Linked DNA regions of Homo sapiens: regions 1 and 2 are each linked to region 3. Evidence: chromatin contacts called from ENCODE Hi-C or POLR2A ChIA-PET data. All regions are on one chromosome and are shown on one strand. The core of a region is the stretch at or near the end of the contact, and the rest is flanking DNA. Distances in the headings are between cores, read along the strand shown. Region 1 overlaps NEDD4L (NEDD4 like E3 ubiquitin protein ligase). Region 2 overlaps ALPK2 (alpha kinase 2). Region 3 holds the start of MIR122HG (MIR122 host gene).

Region 1 (4,284 bases), core at 1,065-3,564, 56 kb after region 3:
TAAGGCTGCCATAAAGATTAAGCAGTGCCTGACCACAGATGATGACTGTGCCCAATAATTTCGCTTTTCCTAATCTTCATCCTGGTTAGTATTATGAGCTTGAGTTTCGCATCACCACCCACAGTCCTGGGGCTTGGCTCAACGCTGGTGCCTTCATATGGAGGCCAGTAGAACCCAGAAAACCACATATGACTTGGACACCATTTGGATAAAAGCTCTGAACTACTCAAACATTCTTCCCTTAGAATAAAGCCAGAGAACCACGGACAATGACTGCTCTGAATATTCATGAATTTTAGGCTGGAGTCAGCTTGCTTTCAAGGCTCTGACAGGCAATGACCACATTGTTTCCATCTGGAGAGTCACGTGAATGGTACGAATAGAAAAAAAAAACACCTTTCTGGTGAGGCAAGGGAATCCGACAGAAGTGAAAAACCTTTCACAGCCAATTTTTCGCAAACACATGTTCATGAGAATTCTCTCCTGGCCAGCACTTCTAGTGTAAGGGAGGGCGTTTCCTGCAGGGAGTGTTTGGTTGCTTATGTTAGCTCACTATGGCCAGAGCAGGCTTTGCAGCCCCCGCTGCATGAGAAACACAGGGCTACGCTGCTCACCGTTTTCCAGAAGGCCCACTTCTGCTGCTTCCTCAGGAGCAAGAAATAAAGGCCTTTGCAGAAAAACCAACACGAGGGACATGGGAGTTTGAGTTAGCAAGAGCTCCCTGAACCCGGCTTCAAGAAACTGATCCCATCCAGTCTGCATTTGTGCTGGGTTTCATGCAACTGTTCAGAAAACAACTGGGACCCTTCTGCGTCACTGTGCCTCCTGAGAGGGCCTTCTGAGGGCAGCCACGCTCCACGCTTGGGCATCCCTGGCCACGTGTCAGCCCTCTTACCCTCCTCCGACCACAGTCATGTTACTGCTCAATTCCAGGGAATTACAGGTTATTCATGGGCATAGAAGGCCTTTGAAAAAGGATGTTTCTACAGGGTATTTTGTCCTAACTTCTCAACCAATTTAAGGTTGGAGTAAAAACCCAACGTGTTTATTATACAGGTTGAGAGCTGCCTTATCTATGTATGCTGAACAGTGAAAGCTCCACTACCTAGAATAATGAGGGAAGGACTGGGCTCAGAGGAGAAATTCCCCACAGCAGGGAGGCCTGAGCCCTTTATGTGCCAAACATACTGAGTGCATTATGTCTTATTAGCACTACTGTACAATTTCTATTTTCATCCACATCACTGTCCTTTAATTCTCTAAGCTACTTACAGACAGGAAACAGAGCATTCAATAGCCTTGAGCCCAGCACCATACCCAGCTAAGCAGTTCAGATATTGCATTGACATGCATGTGTTTTTGTCACTCACCATGTGTGAGCTCTGGGCAGTTTCTCAGGACTGCCCCATTGCTCTATTGTAAACAGCTGAGGACCATTGGAACCTAGACAAGAAAAGAAAAAGAAATGTTAAGATTGCTTGGGGCAGAAGAATGAAGCTATGGTGTGGTCTGCAGTCCAGCTACTGTCAGGGCAGGGTTTGCCCCCAGGGGTGAGGCCCAAGACACTCTCTTCTGCTGCAACATTGATATTTAATGTTGAGGGAAGCCAGAGGTCTGCACAACCTCACAGAAAGACTCTGCTTAGTCTCCAGAATGGAACTGCACCAAGATTAACAAACACAACAGTTACGTGGAAAGGCAGGCAGCTACAGCCTCTCAGCTGGGCCCTGGAAATTTAAACTTCAAACTAGTTTTGTGGGTGGGAGGGTGAATGAAATGTGACTTTCAGTATGCAAAGTACAGAGTGATTTTTAAATCTATGGTAAACACTGAAAAATTCTGCCTACTGGAGGTGACTTTATACCTCAGTTTACGACCATATAAATGACCCTACAAAACCTAGTTTTTAACGATTTACTAAAAAACTAAACTAGGAAAAAAAAAAAAGAGCAGCCTTATGGACCTCTTCACAAACTGCCCCCCAATCCCTCGAAGTAGAAGCACCATGTTATCTATATAAAGTATAGATAACAGTACTTTCATTGAACTTTCATGGAACCTATGCATGGCACACTGTCCTGAAACTTAGCCTTCTGCAGAGGCCTGGCGGCAGGGTTCTTGGGCCAGAGTTCATGCCTGGCTGGAAATTCCCAGGAGGACAACTGAATCCAATGGTATCCTGCTCACCATAAAGTTCGGCAAATCCATTCATAGGTACTCGCGATGTCCCTGTGACAAACTGCAGTAACCGGATACGCTTTTCGGCGTCCATGAGTAGCACAGCCTATGAACAGAGGCAGAAGGTCATTATACCCCCCACGTGACCCATGGCACATGCTGCTGTCATGCAGGCAGGCAGAACTTAATCTTATTTATATTGCAATGTAAGACCTAGACAGTTGACTCTGAAAACTGAGTAGGTTTTTTATGGCCACAATACTAGCTGGCCTCTCTAATCTAAGAGACTGAGTGATCACAATGTCCGTCTCTTTCTTCTTCTGCCAATAGGCCAAAATAAATGATATAAAAAGCAAACTCTCTGATGGCACCAAGCTCATGTTTCTGTGTTCGAGGCTTACCAGTTCCCCCTAAGCCAATTATAAATATACAGTATTTAAGATTTGTCATCACAAGGGGAAGCCAGGTTATGAGATGGGATTTCAGATTGTAGACACGTTCCCTAGAAGACATCATTTTATAAAATGAAACAAAACAAAACAAAACAAAAACAAAACAACAAAGGCAAAGATGGGGTTCTAAAATAATCTGTGTATCTTACATATCTGCATTATTATGGGAATCCAGGTGGCTTTACTGGTAATGCCACTTGGACTGCTGTAGGCAAACATCTAAAACAAGCCAAGTGAGACCTGGACTAGGCTTTGAAGATTTTGCTTTTTTATCTCTGTATTCCTGCTGGCATTTGAAATAGTAATAAAAGGCATTTAGAAATGTGAAAAAGGCCGGGCATGGTGGCTCATGCCTGTAATCCCAGCACTTTGAGGGGCCGAGGTAGGAGGATTGCTTAAGCCCAAGAATTTGAATCCAGCCTGGGCAACACAGTGAGACCCCATCTTTAAAATAAATAAATAAATAAATAAAAATAAATTTGAAAAAGTTAAATGATTCCTTTTTGGGGTGAAGTAAATAATCAGCCTTTTTGGGGGATAACTGTTTTTTTTTTTTTAAGTTTGTTTACTATATCTCCTTTGGACTAACCCATTCCTATTTTACTTCCCTCCTAAGCTGAACAGGATACAAACAGTGGCCCTAAGATAATAAATCAAATGTTGTGTTATCTTTGGTTGAAAGATACACAGATCAAAATATTTGTTGGAATATATTTTAAAAATTGAGAAAACGACTTCTTAACAGAAAGTGGCATCTTGCAAAGCCATCCCTGAAGCCTGTTTCTGCCCTGAGAAGCCCCCCATTTCTATTTACGCATTGGAGGACCAGTCCCTCAAATAAAAGTCACTTTCACGAGGTGGTCAAGGAAGGCCAGTGTGCTTTTGTAGGGACCAACTTCATTCAAGTCTAGCTGTCTGCTACAGTTACAGAGGAGCCACCACGGGGCTGCTGGCTCAGTTTGCCTCTTCCCTCCCCCAGCAGTCCAAGCTCTAACAGACCCCAAAGCCAGCATCAGTCCTGAAGTCAGACCACAATGGAGGGCGCCACACAGCCCTCAATCCTGCCTCAGGTGGAGGACACCGGCTGGGGCTGGGCCCCGGAGTTACCTTCCAGAACCACTGAATGACGGGGTGGTTTGGGCAGTAGCCGTTCTTGTAAATAGAATGCTGTCTCCAGTCATTCACATCCACATCACCGAGGCCGCACATGAGCAACTAGGAAGAAAATTTACCAGATGTAAAAGCAGGATGTGAAAGGTGCGAGATCACACACTGAGAAATGACCACCCTCAGTGCCAGCATGTGGTCACTGTGCCGCGAAGGTAAGCTAGCAAATCATAACAACAGAGGAAGGCAGACACCTGTTCCAGGCTCCACCTGCCATAGCAGATCACAGAGGCAGCAGTCACGAGGGCAGCTCAATTCGAACCTTGCGCAAGCCACGGCATGTCGTATCGGATATAAAAATGCCACAGTCGTCCTCCCTACCCCTCTAGTCTTACGCATGGGACCTGTGGATTCTCTCACGCTCCAGCAGCATCTGTGCATTACCCTGGCTGCTTCTCCTCCTGAGAGGTTATTCCTCTGAATATCTAAAAGCATCTCCCTACCCACAAAAGAATTAGTGCTTATGACTCTCCTCCAGGTTGATCAA
Region 2 (4,038 bases), core at 271-2,770, 47 kb before region 3:
CTTTTTCCCAAAAGAAATATATCTTACAATCACAGTTTGAAAAACTGATGAAAAGGTAAAACTTCTCCAAACAGAGCATAAGAGGTGGTTGAGAGACCTCTTTAGAGGCTCCTGGGAACCCCTCTGGAGTGGAAACCAGTGATCAAGCCCGACCTCCTCACTTCACAGGTGAGGAGGCATGGGGCATGGGGCATGGGGCATGGGGCAGCCTGCTTGCTGGCAGGAGTCAAGAAGTCTTTCCTGCTTGAAGTCAGCACCCCAAAGTGAACGGCAGATCCTCAATGCTGGGAGGCGAGGCACAATTGAAAAAGTTCTCCAGTGAATGTCAAAGCTGCAAAAGGGAGATAACTCATGAGGACAGACTTGGAAAGGGCTCAAGTTCAAGGGCACTCTGCAGACAGGAAAGTCCAGGTGGGAGGCAAATGAGCTGGGGAAGAAAGGAAGGCGAGCATCGCAGACTGCAGACAGCAGGAGAGAAGATGGAGGAATAAGGGTTGATCGAGCAAGTTCTCTTGATTCTTAGCAAGCAACTGTGAGTGAGCTTAGTTCATTCATGATGCAAAGGGAGAGTCGCAAGTTCTATGGGGGGGCTGGTACCTGGCAGGGTTCAGCTGGGGGAACAGCACCACCATAAGAAGCAGTGCTCCGTGTGTCATTTAAAAAAAAAAATTCCCATATGTCTCAATCAGGACCATATATTTGGCTGCTGACACCCCAGTCATGCAACCTGTTTTGCTGTCTTGTTCAATGAAGTCAAAGGCTATGATCCTATTTCAGGAGTAATTACTCTAATCTCATAAAATAAAATAGAGAATTGTCATGACTTACTCATTTTAATTCAACTTTACTTCATTGTATGTTCCTTTTAACAGGAGTATGTCATATTTCTCTTGGGAGCCAGAGATATAATTATGTCTGGAAACACATCCCCTGTGCCTCAGCCACCTCAATCTTTTGGCAAATGTTGAGTACAAAAATTTCAGGTTACAAAGTATGGCAAGTAAGATTGTTTTGACATCCAGTAATCCATTTTCTAGATAGACCCAAGATACTAACCCGTTGAACAAATTTCTAATTGGAAATTACACAAGGAAAAAAGGCCTAATTTTATAACTGGAGATTTGGAAACGTAACCTAACCAACTCCAGACCGATCTAAAGCCATGCGTGCAGTGGAGCCGAACTGCAAACTCATGCTTCTCTCCAGCCAGTCGGGGAGTTCCCGGGGAGGCGACGAGATTGCAGTTCAACCACCAGAGGGCACCAGAACCAATACTTTGCCCTTTGTAGTCTCCCCTAAAAAGCCAATTTCCTGTTGCCAGATTGAAATAAAACAAAGAAAAGTACCATTAGCAGATTTCTTCCCTGGCAGTAAGCATTAGACCAAAATAAGATTAATATGGACAGCCGTAAAGGACACCCCTCGCAGTGGCTGCCAGCCAGCCTTGCATCTTTCTACCCTCGGAGGAAGGAACGACGAGGCTTAAGGATGTGTGGCTTGTGTCAAGCGTCCCTGACATGGAAGCCAAATTCCCGAGACCCTGGACAGAAGCCTGGATGATTCATTCATGTAGCAGGAGGACAGTTGCCTTGAGAAAGCAGGCTCCATTGGGGTCTGCGTGCCTAGCTCTGGTCCTGGCCATGAACAGGAGAAAAGATCAAAATAGACTCCCACACTCGGCCAAGCTGAGTTCCAAAAGAAAGGCTCTGCCTTCAATGCCCACAAGCAGATGGAGGGGACGGCAGCCACCTGGGATGCTTTGCCCAGTCACAAGGCCGAGCCACCACCGTACCTGGAGAGGAAGCGCCAAAACAAACTTGGAGGTGGGAAGAAACAATCTAATCCGAAGAAACACGCCCCGAGAATAGGCTTATGTGCATGAGTGGTGACTCCAGGCAGACTATTTAAAGCAATGCATGAGTCTGCCAGGAGAGGAAACAAAGGGACATTGGAACAGAATTCCTGATGCCTTTAAAGTGTCTCATAGCAGGGCCATGTCACTATAGAACACCAAACATTTCAGCTGAGTCCCCAATGCCAGGCATCAGCGGACCAATCTCACAGGCCTGTCAGCTTGAGAAAGGCAATTTTATGCCCCAGATAGCTCCTGTCCCCGCCTGCCACAGGGTCATCTGTCCTGGAAGGCCACCTGCATCCCATCTTCATCCGGTCAGCCCATTCTGTAGTAGGGCTGGCTGGCCCGCTGGCTGATTTATGTGGCCAGTCTTTGCCATTAAGGAAGTTTGGAGGCTGGAGGGAAGTCTGAAGGGAACAGTGGTGATTTTCGCAGTTTTTGGCAAGGCAGACCCTACTATAGCAGTGCTCTCAGTGTATGGGGGAGTCTCCCAGGCCCAACAGAGCCAGCCAGGACATGCCCCCTCCATGGAGGGACTAGCACAGCAGTATCCTGGCCTCTACCCAGAAGTCTTACAAAGGACAGTTCTGTTGAAATGTCTGGAATTGGGATCCATGGGTTCCTCCCACTCCTGACCCTATTCCCTAGTTGTCCCTCTGCCCAGTCCATTCCCCAGGACCTGAGGACTCAGGGACAGGTGCTGCATCGCTTGTCATCCAGCTTCAGAGATGAATCTGAACAGAGAGAACGTCTAGAGAAGTCTGGTAGATTCGAGATCACCCCTGCAGGACAGACTGGTGGCCAGTAGGAGACAGAAGCACGAGGCAGGTACAGGGATGGCTGAGAGGGTTGGGGTGACAGAGCCTGAGTGGACAGCATGGGGTGAAGACCAGAATAGACAAGAAAAAGGTTATCACTGCCTTCAGGAAGGTCTAAGCCAATGTAGTGTCACCAGGTGGGAGCCTCATGACAGATCAGAGAGGGAATGTGCTGCCAAGATGCCAGCAACTAAACAAGTTTGTCGACTAAAGACAAGGAAAAGTCTAGAAGGTAGCCAGAAAAGGAGGTGTGGGGAATGTGTGCGTGTGTGTGTGCGCGTATATATGTCTGTGTGCGTGTCTTTGTCTTTGTTTCTGTGTCTGTGTCCCTGTGTATGTGTGTGCATGTGTGTCTGTGTGTATATCTGTGTCTGTGTCTTTTTGTGTCTGCCTCTGTGTGTTGTGTGTGTGTGTGTGTCTAAAGAGACCTTGCCTGTTTGAAGGCAGAGGGGAAGGAGCCTGTGGGAAAACAATGAGGGACTAACGGCGGAGTGATGTTCCAGAGTGGTGAGCACCCCTCGTGAGGATTCAGAGTTTGTCAATACGGAAGGCCCTGCAGCCCTCGCTGTGCAACTTGGAGCACACTGGAAATGTGGCTTTGCCTCTATCCACCCTCACTGCCACCCAGGGCGTCAGCCCAGCTGCTCCTCTGAATGGTGAATTCTCAAAAAGCCTGTACCTAGTGGGAATGCTGACGCGCTTCTCCCTCACCTCAATTACCTGCCCTGTGGCCCTGCAGAGGCTCCTGTAACCGCCCCACAAGTTCTCCTTGCCTGTATGCCTAGACAGGACATGGCCGATTTATCAAGATGGGAACTGCAACAGAGAAAGAGTTTAATTCACATAGGGCCAGCTGTATGGAAGACTGAAGTTTTATTACTACTCAAATCAGTCTCCCTGAAAATTTGGGGATTGGGGGTCGGGAAGTGGGGGTAGTGCTGATTGGTCAGGTGGGAGACGAAATCGTAGGGAGTCAAAGCTGTCCTCTTGTGCTGAGTCAGTTCCTGGGTGGGGGCCACAAGACTAAATGAGCCAGTTTATTGATCTGGGAGGCGCCAGTTGATCCATCGAGGGCAGGGTCTGAAAAACATCTCAAGCACCAGGCTTAGGTTTTACAATTGTGATGTCATCCCTAGGAGAAACTGGGGAAGTTTAGAACCTTGTAGCCTCCAGCTGCATGACTCCTAAACCATAATTTCTAATCTTTTGGCTAATTTGTTAGTCCTGCAAAGGCAGTCTAGTTCCCAGGCAAGAAGGGAGTTTGTTTTGGGAAAGGGCTGTTACCGTCTTTGTTTCAAAGTCAAACTATAAACTAAGTTCCTCCCCAAGTTAGTTTGGCCTCTGCCCAGGAAAGAACAAGGAGAG
Region 3 (4,144 bases), core at 743-3,242:
TTTAAACATTCACAAAATAATTTCTCATTCTGCAGATTTTTAATGTTCTAGTATTTTCAAACTTAACAACTGAACTTAAATAGTACGAGCTAATAACAAATAGAAACATTATACACTGGTTGGGAAGTATTAACACGTTATTTCCTTTGAAAAAATAATGCTTAAGGCAAAGATGTTTGATATTAAGCAGGGTGACTTGTCCAAATGCCAGCACAATTTTCTACAGTGTGGAAAAGGCCTTGAGGGATTCTGTTTAGCTTCCCTGGGCCCCGATCCCATCCACATAAATCTCCCACCATCTCTCTTTATGCCTTACTTCCTGAGATCTCCCTGAGAAAGGTAGAGTGCTAGCCATTCCTGAATGGCAGTCTATTAATACTAAATTTCTCCTGGAGTCTCAGCTACTCAGGAGTCTTAGGCAGGAGGATCCCTTGAGCCCAGTTGTTTGAGATCCCATTTCTAAAGAAAACACACACACGAAATTTCTGTGTGCTGTCATCTTCCTGCACTCGTCTTCCCAACAGTGATGAAATCTCCAGGCATCTCTAGCTGCTGTGGCCAATTCAGAATGCAGCTTTCCCACTGGATCCGTGAGTATGAAAAACAGGCTAGATTTGGTTTGCTCCTCTTTTAATGCCCTGCATTTCTTTTCATAAGTGAGAAAAAAAGCTCATTAAGGAGGAAGCTTTTACAAAGCCAGACCCTCCAGCAAATTCACCACTCTGTACGCATTCTGTATGCACCACAGCTCCCAGCGTGACGTCTTAGATTCACAAGTACCAGGAATATCGCAACACTCACTTTCTCAGGTCAGATCTGGGCACGAGCAGCTTGTCTTTGCTTTAAGATGTTGTTCCCAGGGGCTGAGAGCATTCTAGGGCCAACCCCATAGGGGGTTTGGGTGCTTTGGGGACTGTGAAGTGTCACCTTGCTGCAAACCTAACCCATCAGTACCAAAAAAAAATTTCTTAAAAAGTGAAAGATAAGTGGAGATGCTTTTTACTCTGAATCCACGTTTACTGCCATTTAAAATAGATGTGTTAAATGCATCCATTTGATTATTTTAGGCTGTTAGTCTACATGACAAAGGAAGTTGGTATTATGCTTCTGAGTCTTGTCATTTTGAAAGTGCATGGAAATTTTAAAATAGAATGTTCTTGTCAACAGGGAGCAAAGCAGCATTTCTTTCCTCATTGAAATCCATCTAGAAGGGAAATCTGGAAAGTTCCCTATTCATGCACCTATTCATGCCTGTGTTTCTCACCAATCAGTGGTGAAGAAGGAATCACTGGGTACATTTTTAGCCAAGTTGGGGCCTCCACGGACTCTTTTTAAAGAGAATTGCTGAGGCTTGGGGATTCCTAAGGAACTGTCTCATTTCTGCACAGGTGTCCAGCTATTTTTAGTGCTATTGAGGGAACAATATGACCTGGACAGAGGCATGCCAAAGGAACGACTCTAATGCCGGCATTTTGTTTGAAGGTTTGGTGTTATTGCTGAATCAGGCCATCGTAAAAACAAGAACTGGCTTAATGTCCAGCCACTCCAAGGGCAGAAATAAAACCCCACACCGTCCCTGAGCCCTCAGCTCCTCCCCAGCCTCATCCTCTCTCCCTCTGCAGGGTGATCATTTCTTTTCCTCCTTAAGCCATTTTGTTATTTTTCTTTAAACGGAAACCATCTGTTACTCTCTCTAAAGAAAGTCTCCAGTTTTCCTCAAGCTTTCTGAGGAAACAGAATAATCATGGAAGACAAAGTTATGGTGTGTTCAACACCTCCTGTTGCTCAGGCGCTGGGTGGCATCTTTTTCAACACCGGAGTCAGCAGCCTCCCGTCATTTCTCGGTCAGCGGCCACCCCAAAGAACGGCCTGATCACTCAGGGGGGTCGGCAGGCGCCGGGGGAGAGCCGCACTTACCCCCAGTCAGCTCCGGTCCTCTCAGTCCAAGGCCCTTCCTGTGGCAGGCAGGATGGCGCCTTCCACAGCTTCTGTGGCTTTAGGCCTCTCCCCTCTCCCTTTATGGGATCCAGGGTTTAAAAGTAAACAATTCTTTCTCTTTCTGATAAGTCGCATTATTTATCGATTCAGTGGGGGAGGGAGGGCACGACCTTAGGCCACTAAGTCAGCACCACCTTTGGTCAAACACACTCAGCAAGATTGGAAAGTCCATTCCTCTGCTGAGTGGGGGTGTGCGGCCAGCAGGCAGCCATGGAGGCCACCGAGGCAGAGAAGACAGGTCACCTAGTGAATACATCTTCCCCTCAGAACCCCAACTTCCAACCAGTTTAACGTTCCTCACGGGAAGACTGCCATGTATGACCTGGTCACCTCCCCAGATTTCTAGAGACAGAAGAGTCACCGGTCACAGGAGCCTACTAAGTTCAATAGATCCTTGGCTCATGCTACGTAGAGCTCTTGACCAACATTTGGAAGCCAATCTCATTCTCCTCTTGAACTGGTCATTTCTGACGTAGTTAACCATGCATTCCTTTGTTCACGCCAACAATTATGTATGAAGCTCCTCCTTATCTGCTAAGCTCTGGTAATGCCACGGGGACCAAGACAAACAGAGCCCACAGTCAGGCAGTGAAGCAGGCAACAGGCGAGCCGCACGGACAGCAGAGGAGGCTGCTGCTCGGCCTAGCTGTATTCTGTTGTCGGCTATTATTATTGCTTTTTATTTTTTATTTACTTATTTTTTTGAAATGGAGTCTCGCTCAGTTGCCCGGGCTGGAGTGCAGTGGCGTGATCTTGGCTCACTGCAACCTCCGCCTCCCGGATTCAAGCGATTCTCCTGCCTCAGCCTCCTGGGTAGCTGGGACTACAGGTGCCCGCCACCACGCCCGGCTAATTTTTGTATTTTTAGTAGAGACGGGGTTTCACCATGTTGACTAGGCTGGTCCCAAACTCCTGACCTCAGGTGATCCTCCCGCCTTGGCCTCCCAAAGTGCTGGGATTACAGGCATGAGCCACCAGACCCATCCGCCGGCGATTATTTTTAATGTCTCTGATTATTTCTTTTCCTTCTCAGGTCATTTTGTTATTTTGTTTTTCTTTCTTTCTTTTCCTTGCTTCCTTCCATTCCTTCCTTCCTTCCTTCCCTCCCTCCCTCCTTTCTTTTCTTTTCTTTTCTTTCTTTCTTTCTTTCTTTCTTTCTTTCTTTCTTTCTTTCTTTCTTTCTTTCGTCTTTCTTTCTTTCTTTCTTTCTTTCTTTCTTTCGTCTTTCTTTCAACTTTCTCAATCTGTCTCTCTCTCTCTCTCTCATTCCTTCATTCCTTCCTTTCCTTTCTTTTCTTTTTTTTTTTTTTTTTTTTTTTTTTTGAGGCAGGGTCTCAATCTGTTACCCAGGCAGGAGTGCAGTGACATGATCACAGCTCACTGCAGCCTCGACCTTCTGGGCTCAAGGGATCCCCCTGCCTCAGTCTCCCCAGTAGCTGGGATACAGGTGCCCACACCTGACTAATTTTTGTACTTTTTTGTAGAGATGAGATTTCACACCACATTGCTATTTTGCCTTCTTATTCTTTAAAAGGAAACTCCTCGTTGCTCTCTCTAGTAAACACAAATGCAAGCTGAAGTGAGGTCTGGTCATTCCAGTTGATGATGATCTGAGGAGCTGGGTGGCCTTAATTTCACTAGCAGGTATTGTCATCCTGATAGTGTCATACTTCCTGTTAGTTGTCATATTTCTTTTCAGGTAAAAATGAAAAAATATACTAATGGCCTTTTTTTTTCTTGTCAAAGAGCTGAACTCAAGAAATGGGCCCAGTGAGTGGGCACCACTGTTTGTTCCTGGCATGCTCCCTAGGGTCCTGGGGGGACTAAGTTCCTTCAGGTTGCCTATGACTACCTGAGAGATCCTGCACACTTGGCCCTACAGAAGACAGGGCCCTCCCACAGGGCTGAGGGACTGGCCTTCAGTTCCTATGGGAAGAGCCCAAACAGTGCACCCCGAGGCGAGAAAAACATCCCGAGGGCTCTCTGGAAATCGCCAAAGCCCTGTGCTCCGCAGCGTCGGTGGATAAATATGGTGTCAATGGGATTTTTTTTTATGGTCACATTTCTGGCGCTGCAGTGTTGGCACTGCCTTTGCAAACTTGCTGTGCACTTTTAAAGTTGCTTCTCCTGATTTCAGCCATCCTAA

The links. A loop is a pair of places that touch in the nucleus more often than their neighbours do. ChIA-PET counts read pairs that join two places held with the same protein, here RNA polymerase II (POLR2A). Pooled maps may share reads with other maps.
Region 1: a map of sigmoid colon shows a loop between it and region 3 (2.5-fold over the local background). The contact joins the enhancer-like site here to the promoter of MIR122HG in region 3. A Hi-C loop is called at or near these places in 11 of 168 maps with a recorded cell type or tissue (Caco-2, HepG2, MCF 10A and 8 more), 1 of 37 single-sample maps with no recorded cell type and 14 of 50 pooled maps. POLR2A ChIA-PET finds 5 or more read pairs at or near these places in 3 of 52 experiments (HEK293T, HepG2 and RWPE1).
Region 2: a loop to region 3 is called in a map of sigmoid colon, with 2.4 times the contacts of the local background. The contact joins the enhancer-like site here to the promoter of MIR122HG in region 3. A Hi-C loop is called at or near these places in 7 of 168 maps with a recorded cell type or tissue (HepG2, K562, PC-3 and 4 more), 1 of 37 single-sample maps with no recorded cell type and 7 of 50 pooled maps. POLR2A ChIA-PET finds 5 or more read pairs at or near these places in 1 of 52 experiments (H1).

What each region holds. Positions count from the first base shown.
Region 1 is chr18:58,388,646-58,392,929 of GRCh38, reverse strand. It overlaps NEDD4L (NEDD4 like E3 ubiquitin protein ligase), which reads right to left. Exons shown (of 31, transcript NM_001144967.3): 28 at 3,738-3,845; 29 at 2,188-2,284; 30 at 1,371-1,443. Among named protein-coding and RNA genes, the nearest start is that of MIR122HG, 55 kb to the left of the region's middle. RefSeq lists an enhancer at 272-771. Within about 2 kb of position 2,314, at least 3 of the 41 ENCODE cell types and tissues checked have a DNase peak (open chromatin) inside an H3K27ac peak, as active enhancers do.
Region 2 is chr18:58,491,200-58,495,237 of GRCh38, reverse strand. All of the region lies in intron 12 of ALPK2 (alpha kinase 2), which reads left to right. Among named protein-coding and RNA genes, the nearest start is that of MIR3591, 42 kb to the right of the region's middle. RefSeq lists a silencer at 1,220-1,269 and enhancers at 1,046-1,545, 1,546-2,047. Within about 2 kb of position 1,520, at least 11 of the 41 ENCODE cell types and tissues checked have a DNase peak (open chromatin) inside an H3K27ac peak, as active enhancers do.
Region 3 is chr18:58,444,111-58,448,254 of GRCh38, reverse strand. MIR122HG (MIR122 host gene) reads right to left here and starts at 1,992. Exons shown (of 3, transcript NR_170245.1): 1 at 1,918-1,992.